Regions from separate parts of the Homo sapiens genome. Here region 1 is linked to region 2. The links are chromatin loops, found by intact Hi-C in ENCODE. Cell type or tissue: sigmoid colon. All regions are shown on one strand. Each heading gives the region's core, and the rest is flanking DNA. Links, peaks and the distances in the headings are about the cores only. Region 1 overlaps BMF (Bcl2 modifying factor). Region 2 holds the start of INAFM2 (InaF motif containing 2).

Evidence for each region. Hi-C counts contacts between places; a loop is a spot of excess contacts. Peaks named below come from ENCODE experiments on the same cell type or tissue, not always from the same donor. Only the 100,000 strongest peaks of a DNase experiment are listed, where the experiment ranks them.
Region 1: it touches region 2 in a loop (2.9-fold over the local background); 8 of 110 quality-filtered maps call a loop at or near these places.

What each region holds. Positions count from the first base shown.
Region 1 is chr15:40,088,932-40,097,320 of GRCh38, reverse strand. It overlaps BMF (Bcl2 modifying factor), which reads left to right. Exons shown (of 5, transcript NM_001003940.2): 5 at 5,433-8,389. The coding sequence ends at 5,534. Among named protein-coding and RNA genes, the nearest start is that of BMF, 16 kb to the left of the region's middle. RefSeq lists enhancers at 569-618, 3,384-5,962. In sigmoid colon, for the core only: no CTCF peak of the experiment used is centred there; DNase peaks (open chromatin) are centred at 1,723, 4,000, 4,390 and 4,830; H3K4me3 peaks cover 670 bases; H3K27ac peaks cover 4,712 bases.
Region 2 is chr15:40,317,216-40,325,604 of GRCh38, reverse strand. INAFM2 (InaF motif containing 2) reads right to left here and starts at 1,913. Exons shown (of 1, transcript NM_001301268.2): 1 at 1-1,913. The coding sequence starts at 1,549. The coding sequence ends at 1,088. LOC112268152 (a long non-coding RNA gene) reads left to right here and starts at 1,962. Exons shown (of 3, transcript XR_002957721.2): 1 at 1,962-2,362; 2 at 8,112-8,209. RefSeq lists silencers at 1,206-1,435, 1,446-1,525, 1,856-2,225 and an enhancer at 4,236-4,753. In sigmoid colon, for the core only: CTCF peaks have their summits at 2,172 (motif pointing left) and 4,549 (motif pointing left); DNase peaks (open chromatin) are centred at 1,443, 2,134, 2,924, 4,544 and 1 weaker place; H3K4me3 peaks cover 2,895 bases; H3K27ac peaks cover 797 bases.

The sequences.
Region 1 (8,389 bases), core at 328-8,327, 230 kb after region 2:
GCTCAGTTGGGTGCTTGGTAGCTCAGTTAGGTGCTTGGTAGCTCAGTTGGGTGCTTGGTAGCTCAGGTGTTTGGTAGCTCAGTTAGGTGCTTGGTAGCTCAGTTGGGTGCTTGGTAGCTCAGTTGGGTGCTTGGTAGCTCAGTTGGGTGCTTGATAGCTCAGTTGGGTGCTTCATTAAAATGTCCTTATTTCAACAGAAAACATCTTCCTAGCTTCCTTCAAGCAGGAATTTTCCTGCTCTCAATGTTCCTGTTCTTAATTGCAAGGCTCTTTCTTTCAGCCTTGGCCTGAGTAGGTTTAGAGAATGACAGGGAAAAGGGAAGAGGGAGGAAAACTTCACATCGTGGACTGTGCACCTTCCCCTAGAGTATAGACAATTCTGCATTTTGAAGAGATTGAGTGTGGTTTCAGATCACAGTCTGAAGTTATAATTTCAGACCAGTTTTAGCTTTATTTCTGTTTGATCTTCAGTTAGCTCTGCCTCTGAAAGGGTTATTTTTTTCTGGTCCACAGCGTCCTTACTAAATAGTTAATGATCTGGAAACAATGTCTTTAAGCATACTAGGGGAGCAGATCAGTGGTGATTTGCTTTGAAAAAGGTAATGCTATTTTCATAATGTCAATAAACACACTGTAAAATTTTAGTGAAGGAACATAGCTTTGGAGTCAGAAGTCAGGGCCTCAAATTACACCCCTCCCAACTAACTTGGGATGACTTTTCTGAGCCATTGTTTCCGTCGCTCTAAAATGGGTTGATTAATACCTGCTCTTCCTATCGTGAGGATCACATGAGAAGAAAGGAAAGTGCTCTGTTCTGTATCTGAGATATTATAAGTTGCTCTCTGTTTGGTAAATTTGCATTTTGTGAGTTAGGTTCTTTTAGAGCTGCACACGGCTTCGCTTTGCTTCTTCCTCTGATACTTTGGGGTGAATTAGCTCTAGCTGGAGCATCTGGAACACTGGTGACACACAGAGCCCCCAGAGGGTATGAATTGGATCTGAAAAGGGGAGAGGCAGAGGGAGATTCTTATCCAGGGAGCGTAGGGAACACGCTTTGTGCTTAGGGCAGAGGCTGTGTGGGATGAAACAGAGTTTGATTTATGTAATCCAACCTTGTCAGACACCACAGCCAGCTCTTTAGAGAAAAAAAAAAAAAAAAAAAAAAAAGGAGGCCTTTTACTAGTTGGGCCTCTCCCCAGGTGTGAGGCTGATACTATCACATAAAGTACATCTTTAGACCTGGCCAGACATCAGTTGTTCCTGGCCTCAGACAAGTGGGTTATCTTTCAGGGCTGACTCCTCTGTAGTCGGTCCAGCATGCCCTTGTTGAGTGCCTACTGTATGCCTTCCATGTTCCCCATTACACAGGATGAGCAGCTGTGCATTCAGGCATAGGGTGTTGCACACAGTAGGGATTGAAACATTTGTCAGCTGACTGCCTTCATCCCCTGTCCGTGGCAAGAAAATGAGGCTGGGCCAAAGAAGCCGCATGGGGCTCTGATGCCTGCTTGTGCTCTCTTCATTGAAGAGAACACCGTGATCTACCATGTTAGGGCACCTTCCCTGGGGGCATTCACCTCTATTCATTCCCTCCATTCCTTGGCCCTGCCTTCTAAACCATGTGAGTCCGAGGGCTCTAGGGTGAGCTTCCCCTCCTCTGTATCCCAGCCCCGACCCTTGGGTCACCCTGACTGTGTATTCTGGGAACTCCCATTCTGTGAGGGGTTCCCTAGCTGAGTCTAGGAGGGCAGGCCTGGTTCTGGGGATCTGCCCTTGTTGATCTCAGATTGTGCGCTGGGTGCTGTGCCGGGTGCCTGAGGGTCAGAGGCCAAGTACACTCATTCCTGGTTCCCCTCTCTTCCCCTTCTCCTCCACACCCTCTTGTGGAAGATCCCACGTTCTCTGGTGTTTTGGTATCTTTGTGTTCTTCATCCTGTTCAGTGAAGGCCAACTTCCTTCCTCCTCACTGTTTCTCCCACTGGCCTCCCTTCAAGTCTTTTTTCTTTCCTTTCTAGTCAGGCCCTTTTGTTAAACTTTTAGGAAAAATTTTATTTATTGTTGTATTTTGTAATCAGGGCATTCTTTGATTATCTTGGTTTCCTCATGGAAAAGGGTCTTGTGAGGGCTGCCCTGAGGCGGGAGAAGGCCAAAGGGAGCCTGTGTGGTATCTGCTTGTAGCCAGAGAGGGCTCATGGGCCCATGGGTGGTTCCCAGGCCCTACACTCAGCTGACAGAATTCAGTTGTTGGAGCTCTGAGTTGTAATCCTGAAGGTAGTCGTGGATGACAAACTCCTTAGGGTTGGAGAGCACCTTTGTGGTTTCCAAAAGGCTGTGGCCTGGCTGCCACAGAACCACCTGGGCAGGATTGACCTCTGGCTTGGCCAGTGGGGTAAGACATTACTTTGGTGGAAAGAGATCGAAAGGGACTGAAGAAAACACCAACACGTGAAGTGTTTTCTAGCCTGGAGGATCATGAGTGACTTTATTTCCTCCTCTGTAATGTCTTGTATTTTCCAATATTTCTACAATTAACATGTATTGCTTTTATGATTAAAATATACAATAAATGATTTCTGATCTCTAAAATGTCACCAAGGGAGCTTGTTCAGTATACAGATTCCTGGGACCCTTCCTTGAAATTCTGACCCAGTGGGTCTGGGAGAGGCCTGGAGACTCTATACTTACAAGAGCACCTCAGCTGGCTTAGTGACACAGTTGGGTTTAGAAACCATTGATCTAGTACAATACCTGCATTTTCCTTATAAGCCAAGAGAGAACTCATGAGCAGGTTGATGGGAGATCCAACCCGAAAGCCAGGTCCTCTGATTCCTGGTCCCTGGGGATCCATGCACCATAGAGCCTTCCTTACCAATTCATGAGCCTTAAGGACTGTCACACGCAGAGGCATGGAAACTAGTTCCTTCCCAAGGGCCGGCCCATGTATCCTGCCTCCTGCACCTAGGCCTGCCTGGGTCCCCTGCAAGACCTCAGCCTTCCTGTCTGAAAGCACTCTCTGGCCCACAGCTGCTTCTGAGTCCCCCAACGCTCCCAGATGATGGGAGTCTGTGCCTCATCTTCAGAGATCTCAAGTTGCCCAGGGAGTAGGTGGCCTCCATTAGTGGAATTTGGGAGAAAACTGAGGCATACAGAGATGAGAATTGCCTCAGCCCCAAATCATAGAATTCTCATCTGCTTTCCTTGGCCATTGAGCTGTTTTGAGATGATTTAGTAAAGGGGAGGCTAGAGGGTCTGCTTTGGTATAAAGAAAGGTAGTGGCACTCTGAGCACAGAGATAATGGGAAGGGACATAGCTCTAGGGCCAGATGGTCTAGGTTCAGTCCAGTCCCTGCCACTTAAACTAGCTATGTGGTCGCTAAGTAATGGGCATGATAATGTGCCTCAAAATCACCTGGGGAATCTTCTGATGCTGGGTCTGCATTTCCAGGCAGCTCTCTGATGATGCTGAGGCTGCTAGTCCATGGACCACCCTTTGAGAAGCAAGGATGCAGAACACACAGAACAGAGCCTGGCACCTCCCCACCCCCGACTGCCACCCTAACCCCACGTTACTATTATGAGGTGATGATTGTTCTTGCCACCGGTCTTCTCAGACAAGCACCTCAGGAGAACTGGAATTCCAGCAGACTGGCCTCTCCAGGGATGAGTCTGCTCCTGGATTCTCCTCTTGTTCGGCCACATGACCTCTGCACCTGTCTCGGTCAGCAGCTGGGGAGGGGAGGAGAGGGGGTCTTTGGCCCAGCTGCTGCAGGCCGGAGGCTTCGGGTTTGCAGCTGAGTCCATTTTCACGCTGTTTTACTCTAACCAGATTTTGTTAAGCCGGGTGTGTTTCCTCTTTTTACTCATCTTTGTTTACAAAACACGAGGAAGCCATCCATCTCCCCACCCTCTGTCTGCCAGGCCTCTTCTGTGGCACGCCCGATTTCCCTTCCCCTCCGGGCAGGAGCTGCGCCTCCAGCTTGCCGGGTTGTTTTCCAGGCTCTTCCACGGGGGAAGGAGGAATGCTGTTGCCATGATGGACGGGGGCATTCCGTGTTCACCTGGGTTGTCAGGCCCTGAGGCCAGCTGCCTGGATGCCTCTCTTTTTGTGGCCTAGGGCAGCGTGAAGGGGAAGCCAGCAACCTGCATGGTGGCCCTGGGAAAGGTCAGGGAGGCCAGGGCTGGACAGAACCTGGAAGCTCTGGGAGTCCAGGCAACCTGGGCCCCCTTTCCAGCTGTGCCGCTGGCTTCCTCTCTCCTCTTCCCATCTGACCAGGAGTAGTTGCCTGGTGGGGGCTGGTGCTGTGGTTAAAGACAGTTTAAGAGAAGGCTTGGACACCTCATGTAAACTTGCTTGCTGACGGGGCCACTGAAGTAATCCAAGTCCAGCCCGTGCTGGCTCCTTTCTGCACACTAGGTTTTTATTCCCCTGTCCAGTGAGAACCCTGTGGAGAGGCCCCCGCCCAGTCCTCCTGCCCTGGCAGACAAAGAGAGAACAAAGACCGCCTCTTCCAGCACCCCCCAGTTTCCACCCCCCCAGGCCTCTCCTGGGAAATGGTACCTGTGTGGGCAGGGCACCAGCCCCAATCTGGTGAGCCACTGACCCCTGAACTTTGCCCCTAGCTTCCCAGCCTGACAGTAGGACCTGGGATAACCTCCAGAGCATAGTATATATTCTTTGTTTTTGTTTTGTTTTCAAGTATGTTCTTGCTTAATGTTTAATTGGCTCCAGTCAGTAGGAGAGCGCTCCAAGAGGGATTATTTATGGCTTACTGTCAAGAGCATCTATAAAAAGGGCAGCACCGAGCTGGAGATGCTGGGGAGGGAGAGCGGGCGGGCGCACAAGGGTGTGTGTGTGTGTGTGTGTGTGAGTCTGTGTGTGTGCGTGTTTGCACTGGATGAAATCAGATTTTTGCTGCCTCAGCAGTGTGGTTTAAATTGAAGATTAACCCTTTGACCTTCACAGTGTCAAATCACTTGCAGATGGAGGCCCCCCCTTTCCCCTTGTTCTCTGTGTTACTTTGGAGTCGGGGGAGAGAGGGGGGCACTTCTTCTCTTTCTGAAGCCAGTTTGTTGTTCATGCAGCTGAGGTTTGAGGGGCTCGGGAGCCAATCTGATTAAAAGCAGCACTTGGCTAAACTCTGGAAAATCCTGCAAGCAGGGGAAAAAGCTTAATCCTCTTGTGCATAGTGCATATAGAGCCTAGTCTTTTCTTTTTAATGTTAAAACTGCAATTGTTTTTGGAGAACTCAACTCTCTCCTCCACATGGCAGTGTCTCTTTCACCTCCCCCTCCTCCCCGCTGTGAGCTGTACTGATAGGATTAAAGTGCCAGCCGTGAGACTTGGAGATCTGAACTTTTACTGGAAATGAGAGGGAGTCGTCTAAGATTGCGTTTGGGAGTTATGTTGGTCTTTTTTTTTTTTCTCCCTTCAGCACCAGCAGAACCAAAATCGTGTGTGGTGGCAGATCCTCCTCTTCCTGCACAACCTTGCTTTGAATGGAGAAGAGAACAGGAACGGGGCAGGCCCTAGGTGAGGGTGGGCTGCCCTCTTCACATGGGGCACCAGGAACACCGTCTGGAACAGGAAGGACATCGGGCAGGACTGACACTGTGTCTTGTGAAATTGTTTTTTTGTTGTTATTTTGTGTTTTAATTTTTTTTAATTTCTCTCTGAGTGTACATACAACATACTCAAGCGGGACCTTCTTTCTCTGTCAGGCCCTTGACCTGGAATGGGGGCCTTTGTCAAACACTGTTGAAGGAGAGGCTGATGTGTCTGTGATGGTGAGAATTCCCAAGGGCTCTGACAAGTAGATTCTTCGACTGAGGAATCTACCAGTTGTCGAAGATGATCCGTTAGTGATGTTCTCTGGGAAGTGGACTGTGGTTTTTCCAGAGGAACTCAGTTAAGAAATCGAGAGTGGATTAGACTCCCAGTTCCACCAAACCTATGAGCCTTCCACTGTGGATGGGGGCCGTGATCCTGATGGTCACATTGCTTTAACCCAGCAGGGCTTCGGCCAGGGGCTTTCCACTTGAGGATAGCAGCTTCACTAGGCTGGCCGGCCAGCTCCACATCTGACTGGGTTCTTACTTCTCAGCCAGTACCTGCCCCATGGGCTCAAGGATTCCTGGCCAGCTCCTGCCACCTCCAGCAGACCTCAGGGAGGGTTGAGTTTCTCTAAGGACCCCTCAAACATGTCGCAAAATGAACCAAACTTCTGGCTAGGCCTCAAAACTGACTTGGTCCCACTTGGAGGCCCCAGGATTGGTCCTGAGGTACAGAGCCACTGCCACCACTGGCGGCCTGGGACCAGCTGGGTGTCAGCCACGGATGAGCCGAATAGCCAGTCAGCATGTTGCTGCTGGCAGCCTGTGCCTTTGTCAGCTCTTCTTTCAAAAGACCCCACCGACAGACCGCATTCCACCCCCAACATCGGCACTGAGGGACATCGGGGGCAAGTTTGCAGTGGGGCCGGAAAATATGGTGGCCACCCTACCATGAGAGTCAGCCGTAGGGGACCCCAGACCCCTTGGTTTCCTTGGAAACAACATACCTCTTCCCCCTTATCCCCAGTCCTTTTTCATACCTAGTGGGATACAGAAGAAGCCAGGACAGTGGCTTTGCCAGCTAAGTGACTTTTAGAGTAACAGATAACGATTAGAGTGGGGAACCGTCAAAGCTGGGTACACATTTCCTATCTTCCTCCAGCTTCCAGCTAGGCCAGAAGGGCATGCTCTGGAACCCAGCAGGATCACAGCTGCCTGTGCACGTCTTCCCTTCTCTCCCTGCTGCGGCACTTATGGAGAGGATCTAAAGCAGCCGGTGTGGCAGCTCCGATAGCAGGCACAGGGAATCTGTTAACCAGACGCTAGAAACTAAATTATAACTTTTGCATATGTGAGAAAAGACAACATTGGTGCTAACAGTGAAGTAAGGCCCAAAGGAAAGACGGCTTCCCTGGACAAAGAAGACCTCAGGGCTACCCAAGGAAATAGGAGGAGTCTAGAGTAGACTCACAAATCTGAACAAGCCCAAGTCTTCCAGTTCTGAGGAGAGGAGGTCTTCAGTACTATTGAAGGAGACATTGATCTTCTGGATGTACAGTTGTGCAGGTTGTTCACTGCACAAGGGCACCTGCAGCTAATGGAGGCTGGAATTCAGCTTGTGTTCTGCTCACTAAGCTGTGTGCGTGCCCTGGTGTGGGGCTACTTCTCCCAAGAAGAAGGGGTGCCTTTCCTAATTTGCAAAGGTGCCATATGGGCTCACAGCACCCTGGAGGAGAAGGGCCTCAAACTGTGCATGTAAGCCTTTGTTTTGTTCTGCTCAGATATTCTGGATATTACCTCTTCTTGGTCAGAATTCTATTCTCAGGGTGTGTACCATGATTTGTCTGCTAAGAAGACGGGTTCCTGCTTTGCAGAGAAGGAGCCGGGGACCAGCTTGAAGACTGGCTCTGGGACACACTGACCATTGTGAAATTCAGCCTTCCCTGTGGGTCTCCATACCATTTTATGATGTGTATGGGACATACGTTGTTCTCCCCTCTCTGGATCAAGGTGGTGACAGGCAGCCTGCTGCCGTATGCTTCAGTGGCACACACCAAAAAACCGGGATTATTTACAGCAGCCACTATTCACCCCTTTTGGCAGACTCTCCACCTGAGTTCAGTGAGAGAGAAAATGATTTAGATCTTGGTGCTGGGGCAAGGCCATCAGCTTCAGAGACCTTGCCAGGCCCAGGCTGGGTGCCCTGTGGCCTGAGAACTGAGCCCAGACTTTGACAAACCCACCTCAACATCAAGCCTGGGGCAGGTGGAAGGTGGTCTGACTGCACTGTCTCCATCTTATGCAAAGCCAGGAACTCACTCACTGTCTTAAGTGAGCCAGGGCAAAATTTACACCCCTCACGTTTCCCTCTCCCTTCTTCCCCACCAACAAAACCCAGGAGGTAGCTGGCAGAGTAGCTGTCAGGAAGGAGAAAGGTTCTTTCTGGCTGGTTGTTTTTAATTGGCTTAGTGATCTAAACTGGCCCCTTCCTCCTCTGCCTGGTGAGTTGGCCTAAACATTCCTCAAGTCTAGCCTCAGGAGACCTGCCCCTCCCCCCCGACCTCCACCCCCTCAGACTCCATCCCCCACCCCCAGGAGCCTGGCTGTCTCTAGCGAGGGGTGGAGAATCAGATTTAGAGGGAGGGAGAGTCTGACCTGGATCCTGACCTGTAACCAGCTGAAGACGGTGGAGGCTTTGTGGCTTGCTGAGGGTGGGGGTTGGGAGAGGGACTGGAAACCTTCCTCCTCGGGAAAGAAATGCCTGGGAGGAAGGGAAGCCTGATATTCAGGGTCAAAACAGCCCTTCTAATTCACAACCCCAAAGCAGGGGTTTCTAGAA
Region 2 (8,389 bases), core at 168-8,167:
GGGCTTTGTCACTACAGGCTCAGGAAAGAGGGAAGGCAAAAGTGATTGCCGGAACAAGACAACATTTTGAGGAGCAGGAAAAAAAAAAAGATAAAAACACTTGCCACTCTACTTACAAAAGCTTGCTCTTCCTAAAAGAATTCTGTGAGGGGAAGGCCAGGATTGAAGCACAGCAGCATTGCTCTTTCCCTTCCTTCCTCCCTGGCCCATATCCAGATACTGAGGGCTGCAACAAGAAGCCTCTTTGGTGGGGGCACTAGGATGGAAAGAAGAGGGGATGAGTACATTCCCCACCCTCCCTAAATTGTTTCTACTTCTCCTAAGGCTTTCCACAGCCATGTCAACAGTCTAAGAATGATTATACTCTTTTGTGAAAGAACGTCATAAACTTATATTTCAGAAACAGGAGGGGAACAGGAGAAAGTGAGTGATTTAAGAAGCCGTGTTTGTGCCCTTCTGGCCAGGTGTACTTTTTGGGGGACAGCAAATAGCCCTTGCTTGACCCCTTCAGTCAGTAGCTACCCAGGGTGTGGGAGGATATACATAGAATTCTATGTGATTATAGCTTCTAGTGCATATGTCAACAACTATATACAGGGATCTAGAAATTTAATGCATCTCTGGCCACTGCAACTAGGTTGACGTACCTGAGCTCCACTACTTTTGGTGCCCTCCTCCTTTCGAGAGCTTCAGCTTACTTAAAAAGAGCCCCTACAGCTCCATCCTTCCCCTGAGTCTTGGGGGAAAGCCCCAGTCACCCCTGCATGTAGGATACACCAGAGCGAGCGGCGCAGAAGGGTTTGGTGCCGGGATCTCCCCACCCCTCCCCCCATCCCCCTACGGCTCAGGGCCCTGGTGCAGCACGGTCCTGGGCAGCAAACCCCCAGCCCCCCGGCGAATCGTGGTCCCTTGGCTGAAGATCTGGCTGCGGGCCTCCCGCTCCGGGGCCAGCCGGCGATGGTGGGAGTGTGAGGGGCGTTCACTCTCGTGGGGGTCACTCCCGCGGGCTCTCCACCCCATCCTGCTGCGAAGTCCTGCCTCTGGGCTTGGGGAGAATGGTTCCCGGCGGCCCCCAGCGCGGAGGGCTTCAACGACTCCCGGGCGCCGCCGCCGTTTCCTCTTCGTCCTCGTCCGGCCCCCGAGGCCGCTCGAGCGGCCCGGCCGGGGGGCTGTCCGCAGGGGGCTCCGGAGGCGCCGGTCGCGCCGCCTGCAGTGGGGGAACGTCGCGCGGCGCCTCGCGGCGGGACGACCCAGTGGTGTTGGGCCCCGCCGCCGCCGCCCCCGAAGTCCCAGACGGGCCAGTGGCGTTGGAGCCGCCGGGGGGCGGGCCAGCGGCTCCCCCCGAGGTCCCGGCGCCCACCGGCTGCCAGATGAGGCTGTAGTAGACGGCGAGCACGATGGCGGCCAGCGACACGGAGAGCACGTAGGCGAACACGGTGGCGAGCCGGACCCACTTCTTGTTGGTCTTGGCCGCCATCTTCGCCTTCTTGTCCCCGGTGTAGGTGGCCGGCTTGCCCCGCTCGGCCGGGGCCGCGTCGCGCTCCTTCATGGGGGGGCCCCGGCCTTTGCCCCGGTGCTCCACGGCCCCGGCTGGAGGGGGCCTGGCGGCCTGCAAGGACTGGGCAGGGGGCGGCCCGGCGCCCTCGGTTCCCGGCGGCCCCGCGCTCCGCCGCCGCTCCTCACGCCGCCCGCCCGCAGCCCGCCACCGCGTTGCTGCAGCCGCCGCCGGGGCCTGGACCAGTCACCGCCGCCAGCGCCGCCGCCGCCGCCGGCCCGTCAGCTGCTTCCCCGCCGCCGCCACAGCCACAGCCGCCACAGCCGCCACAGCCGCCCGGCTCCGCGTCCCCATCCGCCGCCACGCCGCCGCGCGCTCCGCCGCCGCCTGCCCGGCCGCCGGCCGCCTGGTCTCCAGTGGCCGCGCGGACCGCGCGCTCCGCTCCAGCCCGGCTCCCCCGCCTCGCGCGCCGGCAACAGGGGGCGGGGAGAGCGCTGCTGGGGGCTGCCCCTTAAAAGGGCGACGCCGGGGTCCGGAAGTGCCGCGAGGGGAGGCGGCGGCTGCCGGGAGCCGCGAGCCCCGCCGGGACGCCCCGTTAAGAGAGAGTTAAGGGAGGCTGGCTCTTAAACGGGCGACGTCACCGCGACCCCTGGTGGGCTGGCGCGGCGTAGAGTGGAGCCCCGGGCACTTCTTTAAAAGGGGGAACGGCGTTGTGCGAGGCGGAGTGCGGAGCTAGAAGGGGGCGGTCGGAGCGCGAGCTGTCAACTCTGGCGCCTCCCCGCTCCGCCCCGAGGCTCCGAAGTGACAGGTGGAATAGCAGCCTGGGCTTCGGACTCCAGGCCTAGGTTTATCCTCTGGGAGGGGACGGTAAGAGGGATAGGGAAGATACCACGTTCCAGCTCTCAGCTTGCTCCCCGCACCGCGTACCCCCTGGGTGGGTCTCCCAGGCCCATTCACAGCTAAAGAACCTGGTTGACGCCAGGGGTAGGCGGTTCTGGCACCTGGAGCGCTCACTGGGGCCGCAGCTGGTTGTGTTCCTTCCACCCAGTCCAGGCTGGGCTTCGGAGCTCTACTGAAGTCGTCGCAATTGCGTACCCCAGCCCGCCTCACCCCGCCAACCCTGAGCCTCCGGGACAGAGCCACGGACTGAGCTGTTCTCCAGACTCGCTTGCCACCTTAGTCCCAAAGTTCGCCGCAGGTCGCTGGTCCCGCTTTTTGGGTCTTCCAATTCCTGGTTTTGGCCTGGATTTGGACCCAAGGAGCTGCACTGAACCTGAGGAGTTTAACTCTCAGGACTCCTAGAGCGTTTTCACTCTCAGATCCCCTCCAGACCTCAAGGCTTGGGCGGTTGTCCCCTCCCCACTTTCCCATGTGAGGTTTGTCTTCTTTGGCTCCAGGCCAGGCGCCAGGCAGTGGGCTCTGTGCCTGGTCTTTGGACCCCCTAGGTGCTAACAACCCTTCATGCTCAGACTCTCCCTTGCGGCTTTACTTGTGCCCTCCCCCTCCTTCCGCTCTCTGCTCTCCCTGCCTTCTCTCCTCCCCATTCCCTCTCTATAAGGCTTTCCAGAATTCTGGTTCCCTCCTCCTTGGATGCTACTTCCTGTGTTCCCAGAACTGGGCATATGGACTGCCTGGGTGTCTGAATGAGTGAGGGAGACTTGTCTGGGCGTGTGTTGGGGAACAGAACTGTGGTTCTGATGGGGTTCTGTGGGTGAACCCTCCCTCAAGCCCCTGCAAGTGTGAGCCTGACCTGGCTTCTACCCTGTGGGGCAGGATCCCCTCTGCCCTTCTCACTTCCCCCCCTCCTCCAGGAATCTTTGGCTTCCAGAGGACCCCCCTTACACACACACACACACACACACACACACACACACACACACACGAGGAAGCCCTCCCAAAACAGCTGCCTTGCCCACCTCAGCAGCACAGAAGTCAAGTGGCTACCAGAACTGAGTGTGCTAGTGGACTGCTGGAACCACAGGCCTCTAACCCAGCCTCAGTCTCATTCCTGATCCAGGCCCAGGTGTGGGGCTGCCACTAGTAATGGCTAGCCAGATGCTATTTCAAGGAAAAAGCTGTTTTTTTTACTTTCTGAGAAATTTCAAGGATATTGGTAGTGTGGAGTGTTTATGGCCTTTTGTGGGTTGATGGGGAAGAAATAACTCACTCCTCCACCCTGCTCCTAGGTCAGCCAGGGCAGCCTGTTGACTTAAAATTCCTGAATTGTCGCCGGGTGCGGTGGCTCACGCCTATAATCCCAGCTTTGGGAGGCCGAGGCGGGCGGATCACGAGGTCAGGAGATTGAGACCATCCTGGCTAACATGGTGAAACCCCGTCTCTACTAAAAATACAAAAAAATTAGCAGGGCGTGTTGGCAGGTGCCTGTAGTCCCAGCTACTCGTAGTCCCAGCTACTCGGGAGGCTGAGGCAGGAGAATGGCGTGAACCCGGGAGGCGGAGCTTGCAGTGAGCCAAGATGGCGCCACTGCACTCCAGCCTGGGCAACAGAGCCAGACTCCGTCTCAAAAAAAAAAAAAAAAACAATTCTTGAATTGTCTCTGGAAGTTGTCCTCTCTTCTCTCCCCTGCTCTAGGGCCTTCCTGGCAGGACATATCATACAATTATTCCATGATGAATTATTCTTAAAGATTCCAGGTTGAGGCCAATACAAAGCTTCCTTCAGTCCCCTTTCGTGAATGCACTCCATATTGCTTCTCCATATTTCTGTTGCAAATTAAATGCCTTTCTTCTTGCTTGGTTCTTAGTGGAGTGGGAAAACAGCATGTCACTCTTCTGTACCAAAGAATAATATACTTGAAGCCTTTATTCAATTCCTCTCACTCTGTCTTTTCTAAACGAAACAGTGCCAGATTCTTTAACCTGTCATCAGTAATCCCTATTTATTGTCTGGATTTACATAGTGTCTTTTACCCCAGGAACTAAGAATGCTTTCAGATATAATTGAGCCTGATCTCCCCGGTGCCTGAGCCATTAAGAAACCATTAGTGTTCTCCTGTTGCAGAAAACTAAATGGCCCCCTAGTGGCCTGAAAGTGAATATGCCTCCCCCCACTAAGAACAGGCAGGGATCAGAGAAATCAGAGAATCAAGGCAGCTTGGGGACAGAATGGGCCCCAAAAGTCATCTTTTGTGAATACCCCTGTGGGCCCTAGAGCCTCCTCCACAAAATCCCTGGGGAGCACTCAGCAGCGTCAGCCCAAAGACCATCTGGGATGGTGGCATACCTTACTGTCTGCTCCCTGAGGCAGCCCTTTTTGGCTTTGGAAAGTTCTGACCAATTATGACAATAACAGTGCCCTTAGAATGTGCTAGGCACTATACCAAGCCTTTACATTCCTTGTCTTATTTGTCTCCCAATGACCTATCAGGTAGTACTGTTTATCTTCATTTCATAGATGAAGTCCCTGCCTCAGAAAGGGCCAGGAACTTGCTCAAGGTCACATAGTCCTAATGCCTTGGAATTCAAAAGCCCTGATGGAATTCAGACCTCTGACTCCAGGGCATTAAGCTCTTGATCCTGGTTCTGCTCTGTCTCATAGGCAAAGCTAGACTTTGTCTCTATAGTGGATATTGGGGGTTACTACCCGGGTCAGCCTCAGGAGGGAGGTGCTCATTCTTCCAATTGTCAGGAGTGTTGGCTATGATGGCTCAGCTGCAACTGTCACTGGGACTTGCCTTCTGACACCAAAGGAAGCTGCCTCTCTGTCCTGGCCTACAAGCCCAATACATAGAGCCAGATCACAATAAAGCCCAGTCAGAGATGTGCAGGGGCCCACTAGGGAAGAAGGCTAGACCATGAAGTAGTTGCGGAAGTAGCCAGTATATACTGGCAGGATCCAGGAGCGAATGTATAGGCTAGATCAAGGTGGGGTGTGGTGCCACACATTAAGTTGAACAAGGGATACTTCGTTGTTATAGGAGTATTCTCCTGTGAATCAGGATGTGATATCCTGACAAGGATCCTGGGAGACAGGAGGAAGGCAATGGCCACCAGAGTGTAATGGAAATGCCAGAACTACCACAGCAGAATGTGGAAGAAGGGTTCAAAAGCTCACAGAAATGGGTATATTCTATGTAAGGCCAGAAACCACTTAAGTTCTGCAGGAAGGCCCAGAGGATACTCTAGTTACCAAAGCAACAAGGAACACACTGGTGAGAGCGGTACCAGCATCCCTGAGAAGCTGAGTTTGGACTGTCCTCTGTAAGCCATGCCTGACAGCAAGAGGCCATTCCAGAACTGGCTCCAGATAGCAGTGGGGATGATAGGACCATGAAATCATAGAAGCTAGACAGCACAACTGTTGTAATAAGCAGCAAGTTGGAGTGGCAGTGGGGGCAGTCCTGGCCAGTAGAGGACCATGGTTGAAGATGGTTGATAGCATAGCATCCCTGGAGCAAGCTAGCTAGGCAGCCAGTAACAGTACTGCTCTATCTATACCAGTGATTCTCAAATGTTTTAGTTTCAGGATCCCTTTACACTCTTAAATATTGAGGTCTCTAAGCCTGATGTGGTGGCTCGCACCTATAATCCCAACTACTTGGAAGGCTGAAGCAGAAGGATCACTTGACCCCAGGAGTTCAAGATCAGCCCGGGCAAAATAGTGAGACCTCATCTCTACAAAAAAAAAAGTTGAAAATTAGCTAGGCAGGGTGGCACATGCCTGTAGTCCCAATTACTCGAGAGGCTGAGGCAGGAGGCTCGCTTGACCTCCGGAGTTTGAGACGGCACTAAGCCATGATCATGCTACTGCACTCTAGTCTGGGTGACAGAGTGAGACCTAGTCTCTAAATATATATATATGTATGTATATATGAGAGAGAGAGGTATCTAAAGGGATTTTGTTTATGTGGGTTATAGCTATTTTTATTTGACATATTAGAAATAAGACCAAGGGTTTTGCAAAATATTTATTAATTTGTCTAAAGAATAATAAGCCCCACTACATGTTAACATAGATAATATATATTTTATTTATTTATTTATTTATTTATTTTCCAAGACAGAGTCTCACTCTGTTGCCCAGGCTGGAGTGCAGTGGCATGATCTCGGCTCACTGCAACCTCCGCCTCCCAGGTTCAAGCAGTTCTCCTGCCTCAGCTTCCCGAGTAGCTGGGATTACAGGTGCATGCCACCACACTCGGCTAATTTTTGTATTTTTAGTAGAGACAGGGTTTCACCATGTTGGCCAGGCTGGTCTCGAACTCCTGACCTTGTGATCCACCCGCCTCGGCCTCCCAAAGTGCTGAGATTACAGGCGTGAGCCACTGCACCTGGGCAGATAATATATTTTTATGACAAAAAATAATGAAAAGAGTGGCTTTGCTTTGTAAATTTGCAAATCTCTGGAATGTAGAAGACAACTGGATCCTCATATCCACTTTTTTTTTTTTTTTTTTTTTTTTTTAGACAGGATCTCACTTTGTCACAAGGCTGGAGTGTAAGTGGCGTGATCTCAGTTCACTGCAACCTCCACTTCCCAGGTTCAAGCAATTCTCCCACCTCTGCCTCCCAAGTAGCTTGGGACTTCGGATGCACACCACCATGCCTGGCTAATTTTTGTATTTTTTTGTAGAGACAGGGTTTTGCCATTTTGCCAGACTGGTCTCAAACTCCTGAGCTCAAGTGATCCACCTGCCTTGGCCTCCCAAAATGCTGGGATTACAGGCATGAGCCAACATGCCTGGCATCTCATATCTGCATCTACATTTAATCTGCTGGCAATTTGTTGTTATGGTTAAAATATATGAGGAAAATCCAGCCTCATATAGACATGTAGTTGGAAAAGAGAGGAACATTTTAACAGCCTTTTCAGATAATTGTGGCTGTTTTTCTTTGATGCTACACCAAAACCCAACAAGCAGTATTTTCTTAAATGGTGGTTGAAATGTAGACTATAAAACTATATCAGTGAACTTTTTTTGTGCTCAATTACATTAAAGTCCATTGATCTAACTTGCCCTTTGAATGGCACTTTTACCCATGCATGATTTTATAATATCCCACGTTGATCATTTGGAAAATATTGGTTCACTGAATTAAACATATCTTTGCAATATTGATACATTTCATTATATAATAGAAAAAATCACATTTGATAATATTATAAAAAGTTTAAGTATCAGGAATCTAGGAAGCTCATGATAGTGCATACATGTTTTCTAAAATTCTAGTTTTTACTTGAAAACTCAAATTTTGTAATTGGTAACAAACACTATCAGTTATTTTTTTCTCAAAGTGACAGGCTCACTTGGTTCAAATGTGAGAAAACATCTGCCAAATAGCCAAGTCTGCATAGCCATGGTTTTTCAGTTCTTCTTTCAAGTAAAACTGGTGTTCCATGAAAAGAGCAGCTAATTGAGCTCACGACCCAATCGCAAAAGTACTTTTCCCCAAGAGAACCGTTATACTTCCATATGCAGTAGAGTACTTTCATTTAATCACATGGAATATTAAAAAGACATCTATTTAAGGGTCATAACTTCATACAATTTAACAATTGATATCGTTTTGTTAAAGATATTCTAAAGTAAAACGACTTTTCTCCCTTCCTTTTTTTTTTCTTTTCTTTCCTCTTTCTTTCTGCAATGAACTACTAGTTCAGTTTGGTGTCACTGCCTTGGTTGTTTAAGGTGCCAGAAGTTTTACCCACCATTGCTTTAGCACCATCAGTGCAAACGACAACACAGTTAAAAAGGTAAATAACATGTTAGTATTATTATGAAAGCAATTTTGACCTTGTGAAACCCCTGAAGTGATCTCAGGGACCCCAAGGGGTCTGGAGACCACACACTGAGAATTGCTGAGCTGTACAATTAAAATAAATCAAGGATGAAAGACCAGGAGGTTGATGGCAGCTGCTCCAATAAAAAGTCAC